Linked DNA regions of Homo sapiens: regions 2 and 3 are each linked to region 1. Evidence: chromatin contacts called from ENCODE Hi-C data. All regions are on one chromosome and are shown on one strand. Each heading gives the region's core, a stretch centred on a gene start or an enhancer-like site at or near the end of the contact. The rest is flanking DNA. Distances are from core to core; before and after follow the strand shown. Region 1 holds the start of EBF3 (EBF transcription factor 3). Region 2 holds the start of TCERG1L (transcription elongation regulator 1 like). Region 3 has its middle 61 kb from the start of LINC02667.

Region 1 (4,011 bases), core at 520-3,019:
TGTTCCCTCCTACACCAGTGTCTGCCGAGAGTGGAAAGCGCTGGGCTTATTAGGAATACAGAAATTTTCTTTTAATTTATCATGAACAGTTTCCATACACTTTGATTTAAGGTTATTAACATTCTATAGACAGTGGCATCTTTAATATGTGGCTATCGCTTCTAAAGACTAATCTCATTACCCTCAAATAGTCATAAAATATGATTTTATTATACTTACGTATTTAATTAGACGGCCGGCACCGTAATGGATTTTGAGATGGGACTGGCGCAACAGCTTTGATAATTCACTTATCTTTGGCAATAGTCATTAACCCCCAACACCAGCAAAATAGATCTCTTTCCAACACATCTTTTTTCTCACTCCTTCCAAGAGGCGTGGGGGTCCCCAGACAACGTGAATCGGACTTCGACTTTCCCGATTAATTAAAATATTAACGTACACACGCTGCCAATTCACGGGAAAAGGGAGTGCTGCCCCAGACCCGGCGGGAGGAGGCTGCCCTGCAACACACTTGCGCCCTGCAATCTTTTTTTTTTTTTTCTTTTAATCAAAAGGGCCTGATTTCTCTTGGCAGGGAAGTGCCTAGGACAGTTCCTGGTCGTCCCCTGGGTCTCTGCTCCGTGTCGCGCAGACGTCCTTTGGGCGGGCCGCGCTCCTGGGCGCGGAGTCCCGGCTACAGGAGCTGGGCCGCGGGGCCCACAGTCTGCCCGCGCCCGGCTGCCCTCCCGATTCCTAGAAACCAGGTCGGGAAGCCGCGCGCCGCGCGCTCACCCGGGTCCGGCGGCTCCGAGGGCCGGGCCACAGCGCCCGCGGCGTCCGCTTGGTTTTTGGAGCAGTTGGCTCCAGGGCGGTCTGGCCACCGCGCAGGTCGCGCAGCCAGACACCCGGCTCCGGGTCGCCGGAGAGGCCGGGCGCGCTTCCCGTCGGCCCGGAGAGACCGGAGCCTTCTTTGTCACTCGCTGTGCGTAAGAACAGGCCAGGGGCCGGGGTCTGCCGCGGCCACCGGGGGAGAGGGAGCATCTGGCAGACCCTGCCTCCGACGTGATTCCCTGCCCGGCACTCGGCGGCCTCCGCCGGGGTAGGAAGCTTGGGGTACCTGGCGGGGCTCAGACCGGGACCGGCCGGCCCTGCAGCAGCCTTAGGTCTGCTTAGAAATCAGGCTGAGCTGCGCGTCCAGCCTTGGCCGGGGAGCCCTGGGCACCCCTCCTCCCAGTCCGTTGCCCGCTCCTCCCTCCGGCGCCCTCCCTGCGGTCGACCTGCCTCTTCCCACTTCTCCTTCGGGCGGCCCCAGGACAAGCTGCAGCCCCTTGCATTTATTGCATGCATCTGGGCAACTTGGGGCGCCTCAGCATTTTACAGCCCCCCGCCCCGCCCATCGTGTTCGACTGTGTGGCAGGTTTTGCAGGGAGGTATTAAGGGGCCAAACTGCAATTGTGCAGTGGCTGCGTTTGTTTCTTTTCAAGATTTATTTGGGCGAGTAGTAACTTCCTTGGCCGCGGCTGGACGCGAGGAGCCGCGGTGCGTGGCGGGGGGCGGCGGCGGCGCTCGGTGGCGCTCGGCGGCGGCGGGGCTCGCGGGGCTCGCGGGGCTCGGGCCGGCTCGCGGCGCCGTCAGGCAGTCAGTCGGCGAGCGCGGCGGCGGCGGCGGCGAGGGGCGCGGCGAGGGGCGGCCGCTCCCATATATGGCGCAGGCACCGCCCCCCGACGTCACCCTCTGACAGCGCCGCTCCCGGGGGCTTCGAGTTTTGGCTCCCGGGAAAGGGTCCATTCCTCGGGGAGAGAGGGCTGAGTTTTGTGCGCCTCCGTCCGCTGCGCGCGCCGCTCCAGGCCCCGCCGCGCCCCGCCTGCGCCCGGGACTGCGCCGCAGCACTCACTGCCCCGTTTATTTGTCTTTGGAGCAGGCGGGCCGCGCCAGAAGCGGGCGATCCCGCAGTGTCCTGCAGCCGCGGACGCCGCCTGGCTAGGATGACACCACGTTGAGCGCGCCTGCAAACAACAACAACAACAAGCGCCGCCGCGGCCACCGCGTCCTGCTCCTTCGAAGCGCCGCCGCCGCCGGTGGAGCCGCCTCCGCGCCCCTGGCCGTCCGGAGCGCCCGGCCGCTGGTGTATGTCGCGCCTGCCCGGGACGGGCTGAAGCCGGCGGCGGGGCCGGACCGCAGGCGCCGAGCAGGGCGAGGGCGGCCAGGGCAGCCGCCTGCCGCCAAGCCCCGAGCGCCGCTGCTCGAGGAAACGCTTTCGGCCGGGAGCTGCGGCCGCCGCCAGCAGTTTTCATGTTTGGGATTCAGGAGAATATTCCGCGCGGGGGGACGACCATGAAGGAGGAGCCGCTGGGCAGCGGCATGAACCCGGTGCGCTCGTGGATGCACACGGCGGGCGTGGTGGACGCCAACACGGCCGCCCAGAGGTACGTACCGGCCGCCCCCGCGCGCCCTGGCCCCGGCCCCGGCCCGGCCCGGCCCCCTCCGCCGGCCGGCGCCGCGCTCCTCACCGGGCCGCTGTCTCTTTCCTCCCGCAGCGGCGTGGGGCTGGCGCGGGCGCACTTCGAGAAGCAGCCGCCTTCCAACCTCCGGAAATCCAATTTCTTCCACTTCGTGCTGGCGCTCTACGATAGGCAGGGGCAGCCGGTGGAGATTGAAAGGACCGCTTTTGTGGACTTTGTGGAGAAAGAGAAAGTAAGTGCAAACACACGATCACACCCTCTCTCTTTCTAGAAGCGGGAGGCAGGCGGTGCCGGTGCGCGGGGGTTCGAGTGCCCCCCTAGGCGGCGGGCTCGGCTCCGCCAGGCCACCCCGCCGCCGCCACGTGCGGCCGCCCGGGACCGCCGAGGGCTGGGCAACTTCTCTGCGCCCTCGGACTTACTCGGGGCGAGGAGAACGCTGGGCTTCCAGCAGGAAAGTGACATCACCGCGCTGCTTCGAGCTAGGAATCCTGCCATGTGTGAGGCCGAGAGCCTCGGTCGCGGAGGGGGACCGAGCGTGGTGGCCGCGCCTGACACCGATCGCACTAAATGCAATTATTTATCGTTACTTTCAGGAGCCAAACAACGAGAAAACCAACAACGGCATCCACTATAAACTCCAGTTATTGTACAGCAACGGTAAGTGCCTGCTGCGTGCTCGCCGCCCCTGCAGCGGCTGGCTCTCCTTTTCTGCGCTGGTGAAAGGACATAAAGATTTGAGATTAAAATGACATGGATGTAAACACGAAATCTTCTCATGGCATAGAAGGAAAACAAAACATAAACGATCAATAAGTCGATGGCACTTCACATGATTAACCGGTGGGGCTTGAAGTAGAAAGTAAGAAAAAGATCGATACGGGCTCCAGCAGAACATCACTTTTAAGTGACTTTTTTCAATTTTGCAAATTAATGTTAATTATTAGGATGGGGGTAACTCCATAAACGGAGCATAACTTACTTCCTGTGAACGAGTTTTTTTTTTTTAAATCCTCGAGAGACATTAGAAAGAGTTCAGCCTCTCACTCAGTTTCCATTTGGTGCTTTTTCTTTTCTAAAAATAAACGACCACATGGGCCCACCGCACACAGCTACCAGGCCTGCTCTCCACCAGGCAAGTTCCTTGCACCTTGAAATGCAAGCCCTAAGAGCCTTAAGGTTCTTAGTTAAGAAAAGAAAAAAAAAATTAAGCGAGAAGTGGTGGGGTTCTCTTTCTCCCTTTCAAAGGGATTGCCTAAGTTCTGCTGCATCACCGTGGCAGCAGTCCTGAGTTACAGACTTCCTGTGCTCCGTGTGCCCTCCCCGAGGTGCAGCACTCAAATCCTGATGAGAATTTGTCTCTGTTTTTTTGCAGGAGTCAGAACAGAGCAAGATCTGTATGTTCGCCTCATAGATTCAATGACCAAACAGGTGAGAAAGTTTATGCCTCTGCACGAGTTTTCACTGCTGGGCCTGGGTTGTCCTGGGCTTCAGAGGCAAGGGCACTGACAAATGGATCTCGTGTATTTGTTTTCCATTGAGTTTCCTTGACATGCTAATGAGAATTCCA
Region 2 (4,011 bases), core at 965-3,464, 1.3 Mb before region 1:
GTTGAGGGCTGTTTTCCCATAATTTAGCACACAGAATGGTACAGAAAAGGGCTCCCAAGCATTGTCATACAAAAGGAGAGTCAAGCTTGTGGCAGGAAATAGCAAGAGTTTAGGCCGCTTTGTGGTTGAGTCAAGAGCTGCTTTCGACTTTCCAGCTCTTCTTCAGAGCCAAGTAGTGGCTCAAGGGGTCCTGAGCTCAGAGCATCAGGAAGCCCGGAGGGGTGCTGGCAAAAACGGACTTCAGCAGAACCCTTTCTAGGACAGTGGGGATGGGGCTGGGATTCCCCAAAGGAGTGCTACAGCTCCCACAGACTGTGGCCAACCCTACCTTCCCAGGAACCTGGGGGCCACACACGCAAAACCCTGCTTTTGCAGAGAACAGCATGCAAGCCAGGCACGAGCACCCCTGGCCTTCTGTCTCTGCCTCCAAGCAGAAGGAAGGAGAATCTCCTGTGCAAAAGGGACTATGCGGTGGGGGAGGTGGGGGGTGGCAGGGGCATGTGAGCCTGCCTGGAGACGCCTCCCCAATATCCTGATCTGGCTCTGACCATTAAACTAACACATTTATAACACATGTGCACATACTAATATATGCACATAAATTAAGGGTGTAAGTGAATAGTAACAGCCTTCTAATGTGCAGAGCTTTCTGATTTTAGGTGAATAAAAAAAATGCCAGTACTTTTGCATCAAAGAGAGAGATAAACTTGCTAATTGAAAACTGGTTTTCGTGGAGGAAAATATGGAGGCGCCAGCTATGTAAATCAGCATATGCCCAGATCTAAAAGAAATCAGGCCAGGCCAAGAGGAAATTAAGCAAATCAGGATAATGAGGAAACAACCCTAGACGCAAATTAAAAGCACTCGGGTGCTTTAGGCCATCTCAGGAGGTTGGCAGTGGACAGGTGGGAGGTGATGCGAACACGGGTTTGGAGTACCAGGCGTGTCAGTGCCGCTGGGTGGGTGGGTGCCTGCTCTCCCACCCAGGTCAGGGAGGGTTTTTCATGCAAGTTCTTAAATGCATGGATCATAATGCTGCCTTTTGCATCCAGAAAGACCCTTCAAATGCCTCTAACAACACTGGTCTCGCGCTGGCATTAGCTGTGCTTGGGTTTCCTGGGTTTAGCGACCTAAGGGGTTTACAGCGCACGGAAGTCTCTGCCCAGCTGTCAGCGCGCGTCGCCAGGGGCTGCACTGAAGCTGTGGACCCGGGATGGGGAGGAGGCTGGCGGCCTCCGAAGCAGGGTCTACAGCGGGGGAGGGCTAGCGCCGTCTGGCGGTGGCTGCGCGTGGCCAGTGCGGACCCAGGCTCGGCTCGGCCGGCGCTGCCTGCGTGTGGTCCGGGCGGAGCGAGGGTCCTTGGAGCCCGGTTCGTCCTGGGTCCCAGGAAGCTCGGCGTGCAGCGTCAGAGGCCGCGTGTGCTGGGGGAGGGAGGAGTACAGACTGTGCCTGGGGGCATCCAGGACGAATTCACAGAGGGGTGGTCCTGCCCCACCCAGGGGGTGTCGTGGGCAAAGGCCCTGGGGCCACCTGCCTGGTGCCTTGGAGGGCGTAGGGCAGGAGCCGCCGAGGCCCGCGGGCCACTGTGGGGCGCGGAACTTCAGACCAGGCACCCGCGGCTCAACTTCCGGGCCAGGGGACCCGCGGGGGCCTTACGAACCTGTTTGGCCCATTTGTGCAACAGAAATCCGCCCGCGCCTAGCAGCGTCCGGGGCCGCCTGCGCCGGATCCGCAGCCCAGTACCCTCCGCGCCCTGGACTCCGAGGAGGCCAGGTAGAGAGCGGCTCGCGCGGTCCCCGTCTGCGCCCTCAGCCCCGCGCTGGGCAGCGGGACATGCCTGGCTCCGGCGCCGCCACCTCGGCTTCCGCTTGCCCTTGAGTGCGGAGCCCGGAGCCTCCCTCGCGGTGCGCTGGGTCCCAGAGGGCCAGAGGCCACCAGGGGGCCGGCATCGGCGGGAGCCCAGCCGGGCGCGCCCTCGGCCCTCTCCCACCCACGTCCTCCGCGGCCGCCCGGGTCCAGGGGCGCAGCGGGGAGGAGACCCCGGCCAGGGCCGGGGAGCGCGAGGGCGGGGCGGGGTCCGGCGGGGAGGGGCGCGGGCGGGCGGGGACCGGGGCGGGGGCCGGGTCCGGGGGCGGCGGCGGCGCGGGCGGGAGGAGGAGGAGCTTCCCGCGCGGGGCAGGGGCGGAGCGAGCGGCCGCGCCGCGGAGCCAAGTGAGTTCGCTCCGGAGCCGCGCCGCCGCCGGCCCAGCATCTCGGGCGCCCGCCGCCCCCGCCGCCGCCGTCAGCGCGGGGATGTAGGATGCAGGCGGGCGCCAGGTTCCAGCGGCGGCGGCGGCAGCTGCAGCAGCAGCAGCCCCGGCGGCGGCAGCCTCTCCTCTGGCCGATGGACGCAGAGCCGCCGCCGCCGCCGCCCTGGGTCTGGATGGTGCCGGGCTCGGCCGGGCTGCTCCGGCTCAGCGCGGGGGTCGTGGTTCCCCCGGTGCTGCTCGCCTCGGCCCCGCCGCCCGCGGCCCCGCTGCTCCCCGGTCTCCCCGGCTGGCCGGCCCCGAGCGAGCCGGTGCTCCCGCTGCTGCCGCTGCCCTCTGCGCCAGACTCCGCCGCCGCCGCCGCCGCGCACCCCTTCCCCGCGCTCCACGGGCAGGTAACGTGTCCCCGTCCCGCCTCGGCCCGGGTCGCCGTCTCCCCTGCTCCTGGGCGCGCCCTGCCCGGCCCGGCTCTGGCCTCCGGCTCGCGCGCCCTCCTCCCCGGCGGTCCTCGCCGCCCCAAACCCTCAGGACGGAGCCCGGCAGCCGTGCCTCGGCGAGAAAGTTCGTGCTTGGACGCCCGGTCGTCCACCTCCGCAGCTTTGGCAGGTGCCTCCGGGTGTCTGGACGGAGCCGTGGAGGGACCCGCCGCCCAGGCCCGCGTGGGGACCGCAGGGAACTCGCGCCACGCCGGGGGTCACTGTCCATCGCGAGGTGCTGAAGTGGCTCCGTGACCGCCGCGGGCCGTGGCTGACATCGCGGAGAAGTTAGGACTTTCACAGTCTCTGCCAGACTTGAAAGCAAGCTGGAAATCGATAGCTGTTTCAGCTGTTTCAGATTCTAATCTGGTTTGGGTTTTTCCCCCTTTCATTTGAAAATAGACTCAGGGCAATGCTTAAGAGAATTCCAACCGACGGAAGTGGCCGGGAAATCCTGCCTTCGGTACTGAGGGATGTTACCGGAGATTCCCCTGCCCCAGGCCTGCCGGAGTCCACCACATTCGCTAATGCCACACTGCACTTTAGAACTAGAGTTTGGCTTTTAAGACATGGGATTAAAAAGAAAAAGTGACTGAACCTTTGATAAATGGTGCAGCAGAGCTAGGCGGGCTGGTTTGGGCAAGATTCATTGTCAGCTAACTATGCAGATGCATTTAAATCAGGGAATAGCGTGCATTTTATTCCAAGGATTGACCTCATTAGCATATTCAAACGGGTGTTATGTTAGAATACACCATTTGATTAATTTAATTCCAATATTATCTTGTGAGCTTTTCTAAAAGATGTTGTTAAACTCCTGCTAAATTGGTCTTTAGACTTAATGATACATCACATATGCAGCACTGGATATTGTATTTTTATGTGTGATGCAGTTTATTTTGGATTTTATTCAAGAAACGTTGGTAGTTTTTGCCGTATTTTGGAGGGGTGTTATATCAGAGTGCTGCCACTAGAGGTATATAATGTCAAGGAACTACATTTTTTAAATTCTGCTTTAAAAAACTGCATTTTTTCACTTATATAAATTTAAAAGAAAATTTAAAAAACCTTAGCATTAATCTTTTAAATATTTTTGTGCTACCCAGCTTCTGTAAAGTAAGAATATGTACAACCAGAAGAACATTTTCATGTAACAGGAACATCACAAATGCTTTTACGATTTTAAAACAATAGGTACTGAAACGTTCCATGTCATTGAGCAATGCATTTTATTAGTGCCTTATGAGGTCTCAGTTATTTTAATTAGAGAGACGGTGCCCTGAATTACC
Region 3 (4,011 bases), core at 910-3,409, 1.1 Mb after region 1:
AGCAGATGTAATCGGACACGCAAGGCTTCCCCCAGCCCAGGTCAGGCGAGAAACAATGGTTGCTTTAACTCCGGACTTCGGCTCGGGTTTCTGTTTGCACATGGGCCCAATTTGTACCATTTATGATTAGGTTTAAGTAAGTTGATGTGCTATTTATTTAGGAGAACTGCCGTTTCAGAATATTGCCATATTCCCCCAACTACCACATTGCCATGTGGCTGTGGCCTGTCCTGCCGGTGATGGGGCTGTTACCATACAGACCGTAGCCCTGGCTCCTCACTGCCAACACTGCCCAAGTACGTGGCTTTCTGGGTGACCTTCCAAGGTTGCTAGGTGGGTGGTTGGTGTGTTGTGTTTACAGAGGGAACTACAGCATGAATGCTAGACACTAAGACTGTATGTGCAGCTGGCGGACAAAAAGGAAGAGCGGAAGTCACTCGGAAACGCACATCATCCACTCCTACACCATCCACTGGCATCCCTGAGGTGCAGTTCCAGGTGGACCCAGCAGCCAGAGAGCCTTGTGCCTATAGGGCCCCCAGGATGCTAACTTCTACCCTGAAAGGCAGGGGAAAGTTGGTCCCAGAGGGCAAGGGCTTCACTCAATGGTTCCTTGCTTTTTCATGCCATATTAAACTTGGAAGTTTGATGGTATCAAGTAGTGCAAACCAAGATGACCCATTTCCTTTACTACCCTCCTGATAAGTGATACACTGTATTCAACTTAACTTCAAAGGGTGATGAGCCAGCAGCTCCTTAGCAGCCTGCCACCTGCCAAGAGGAGTTAGCATTCCCACACCTGGCGTCCTTTCCTGGAGAGAGTCCCTTCCCTGTGTTCTAAGTTGGCCCCTCAGGCATTTCCAGCCACCAGTTCTTGCTCCTGGACTGGATGCTGGTCTGTCCTGACTCCCTGCCCCACGAATGTCCTTCCTGTGTTCGTGCCTGGACTCAAGCTCTTCCCGGGGGGGTGCACCTCCTTCCTTGCTACAGGCCCACCTCCAAATCCAGACATCTTTCCTTGAAAGGTTTCCCAAATGCATCTGACCTTGACCTCTAGAGGGTGGCTGATCTCAGCCTACTTTTCCCTGAAGCTGCGGAGATGACCTCTGGCGACAGTGGATGTTGCAGAGAGGACATCCACACACCTGCTCATTTACCCCATGAGTGAGGTCATCATCATGATTCCCAATCATGAAAGACTCTGCAATTTGATTTTGTCAAGAGATTTTCCCAGGCAGCAACCATGGGAGGTGGGAGCGAGATGCGAAGTGTGGTCCTGTGTCCCCAGACGGAGGCTCTCGCTGTGTCACCCTAAGGTCACCTGCCCTTCCTGATTAAAGTACTTAAGGGGCTCTAATGATTTCACATCACATTCGGCTTCCTGTGGTCCTCAGCCTCAAGCGGAGTGCGGCATCCCAGGGAGTGGCTCCCACCAGGGTCCTCTGGCGATGGCTTCTGCTCCTCCACCATCGGCTTCACAGCTGACCCCATGGCAATCCACTTCCCAGGCTTGTCTCCCCATGTATGGACAAATTCCATTTTCCAGCTGACTACCCTTCGTGTCTTGTTGGGTTAGGCGCCTAGGAGAAATGGCAGTGTATTGCCAAGGGACGTGGGTACTAGGGCTGGGGATTGTAAAAACCTGCTTTTCACTTTGAGAAAAGCCCTGGTCCCCAGGCACCTCTTTTTTCCCCTTCATATCTGGTTTAACACGTGATCAGCAGCTGGAAATCACATAAAGATAAATTAATAACCACAATTCAGGTATCTTCCAAAAGAAACAGTTATGGAAGGAAAAAGAGAAAACAGACGCATGATTCATTCTCTCAGGCTCTTGCTACTTCCCATTTTTCTAAAGATAATTACAGCATTGTTTGCCTTTTTATGTCTAAAAAACAGATAAAATAAACATTTCGGGGGAAGGAGGAGGCATTGCAGTTTTTAAAAAAGGGACTTGGGGCTCTGTTTGGTTGCCGTGGGCCTCTGGAAACCCCATTCCATTTCTGGAGTGGATTTTTATTAACACTGTTATGCACACGATCGCTTTGGCACTGCCACGGCTGCTGGGATGCGAGGTACAGGCACAGGAAACACAAGGTACTCTGTGTCCAGCTCCCCGAAGAAAAACAATCAGGTGTGGCTGAGGAGCTGCAATGAATTAAAAGCCAGGAATAAATGTGTGCCAGAAGAATGTGCTTCTTGTCACAGGGACCATGCTGTGAATTTAGCATGTGAGCCAAGCTTCAGCAACTGGATCAAAATGCCTTTCTCCCTTCAGAAATGAGGGGGTCTCATTCATCTCAGTAAGATCCATGATCGGAGCAACGGCCCCTATTTTAAGCAGCAAGTCACCCCCAAAATACTAGACCAAGATGTCATCCAGAAAACTGTCTCTGAGCCACGCCTCTCACATCTGCCCTCCCTTCCTGTCTCTTTAGGGGGTGCAGGTAGGCTCATGTCTGGAGGCTGCCTTCCAATCATCCCGAAGATCCTTTCTGGTGTCCACAGCTGGGCTGAGGGCTTCTCCCTGCCAACTAAGACCTGCAGTTCACAAGAGGGAAGTTGTTTTTAGGAGATGAGTTCTGGATGCTCCCACTCCCCCCCTCACCACTCCTGTCCCCCTGGCATTGGTCTTTCTGCCTTCACTTTCTTGGGGTGCTGTGGTAGCTGGCAGATGACACTCTCTGCAAACAGCAAGGACAGCAGTCAAGACCATGCACAGGTGAATTCAGGTCTGCAGCTCTGGGAATTCTGTGCAAGGAAGATGGTGGGGTGGAGGGGCAGAAATGTTGGTGTTAGAATGGCAGAGGAGGAGAGGAGAATTCTAGAATCTCTGCAGTATCATATGCACAGAAAAATAAATCAATGGCTGGATTGTCTCTAAAACTTCCGTAGGCCTCTCTCCATCTTGGGGGCTGGCCACACTGTTTACCTGACTTGGCTCTTGTGTTCTCAGAAATTCATCTGAGTTTGTAACAGGTGGAAGGGTTGGTTAGCAGAACATCTCTCCTCTTCATAACCCAGTGTCGCTGGAACACAGCTATCTGTCAACGCCAACTGCCACCTTTTCTCTGCTCCGTTACTCCAATGGGAGGCCACCCTCCAGCATGTATGGAACAGCCTTACACGGCCTTTCATGCACTGGCTTCTGTGGTCTCCACAGCCCATGACCCGAGATTCCCAGTGGAGGAGATGGAGGCACAGAGCGGTTGACCAGGAGCCCAGACTGCGAGAGGAGTCCCATTCCAGACCCAAAGAGTATCTTCTGTACTGGGCTGCTCGGCAGAATGAAGAAAATTCTGCTCATTCCTGTGGTGACTTTTATGAGTTTTGCCTACAAGTTTTTTTATATCAGCTGGAAAATGTTGGATTATCTGTATTAAATTTAAATCAAATAAATCTACCACTATTGCTGAAAAGGAATTAATTACCAGTGGGATTAGAGTGAATAAAAATGACTGGGGTGGGTGGAAATAAGATGGGTTTGCTTGGAAGGCAAATTTGTTGATATTTGGATTCCAATCCTTCTCTTTCTTTCTCTTTGCTTTTCTCACCCTCCTTCCAATTGAAGCTTAAAGTTCTGGTTTCCATTTTCTTTTCTGCCCCAAGGTTTGAGAGCAGCAGATACAGTAAAGGCTGGAGGAGGAATGGCAAAATCAAGTGTGTCCGTGAGACTCCCTTTCTACCAGGAGAACCCTCCAGTAAAACCTATGAGGCTCCTGGACAGTAATGAGGTGACACAGACACTAAAGAAGTCACCGAGATTCCGAGAAGTTGGGGGGGCATTACGGCAGGCAGAGGGGAGAGGCACGAGAAAGAGAGGAAGGGGCTCCCTGAAAAGTCTTGCAGTCTTGGCGGTGACAAGGAGAACAGTGAACTCTGGGCCAAGCACCCCACCCATTTACAGAAGAAGGAGTTTCATAGAGTAAATTTGGGCATCTTTGGGAACAAATGCGACCCCATTGCTCTGCACTCCTGCCTTTGAATTGAGGCCTCTGAGATGTTCTGTGG

Evidence for each region. Hi-C counts contacts between places; a loop is a spot of excess contacts on that map. Pooled maps may share reads with other maps.
Region 2: a map with no recorded cell type shows a loop between it and region 1 (8-fold over the local background). The contact joins the promoter of TCERG1L here to the promoter of EBF3 in region 1. A Hi-C loop is called at or near these places in 2 of 37 single-sample maps with no recorded cell type and 7 of 50 pooled maps.
Region 3: a loop to region 1 is called in a pooled map, with 2.2 times the contacts of the local background. The contact joins the enhancer-like site here to the promoter of EBF3 in region 1. A Hi-C loop is called at or near these places in 1 of 168 maps with a recorded cell type or tissue (heart left ventricle) and 11 of 50 pooled maps.

What each region holds. Positions count from the first base shown.
Region 1 is chr10:129,962,032-129,966,042 of GRCh38, reverse strand. EBF3 (EBF transcription factor 3) reads left to right here and starts at 1,769. Exons shown (of 17, transcript NM_001375380.1): 1 at 1,769-2,408; 2 at 2,520-2,676; 3 at 3,038-3,101; 4 at 3,817-3,872. The coding sequence starts at 2,275. RefSeq lists an enhancer at 671-1,642.
Region 2 is chr10:131,309,924-131,313,934 of GRCh38, reverse strand. TCERG1L (transcription elongation regulator 1 like) reads left to right here and starts at 2,214. Exons shown (of 12, transcript NM_174937.4): 1 at 2,214-2,641. The coding sequence starts at 2,300. LOC101927461 (a long non-coding RNA gene) reads right to left here and starts at 2,079. Exons shown (of 3, transcript XR_242763.6): 1 at 1,661-2,079.
Region 3 is chr10:128,850,024-128,854,034 of GRCh38, reverse strand. No RefSeq gene overlaps it. Among named protein-coding and RNA genes, the nearest start is that of LINC02667, 61 kb to the left of the region's middle. Within about 2 kb of position 2,159, at least 2 of the 41 ENCODE cell types and tissues checked have a DNase peak (open chromatin) inside an H3K27ac peak, as active enhancers do.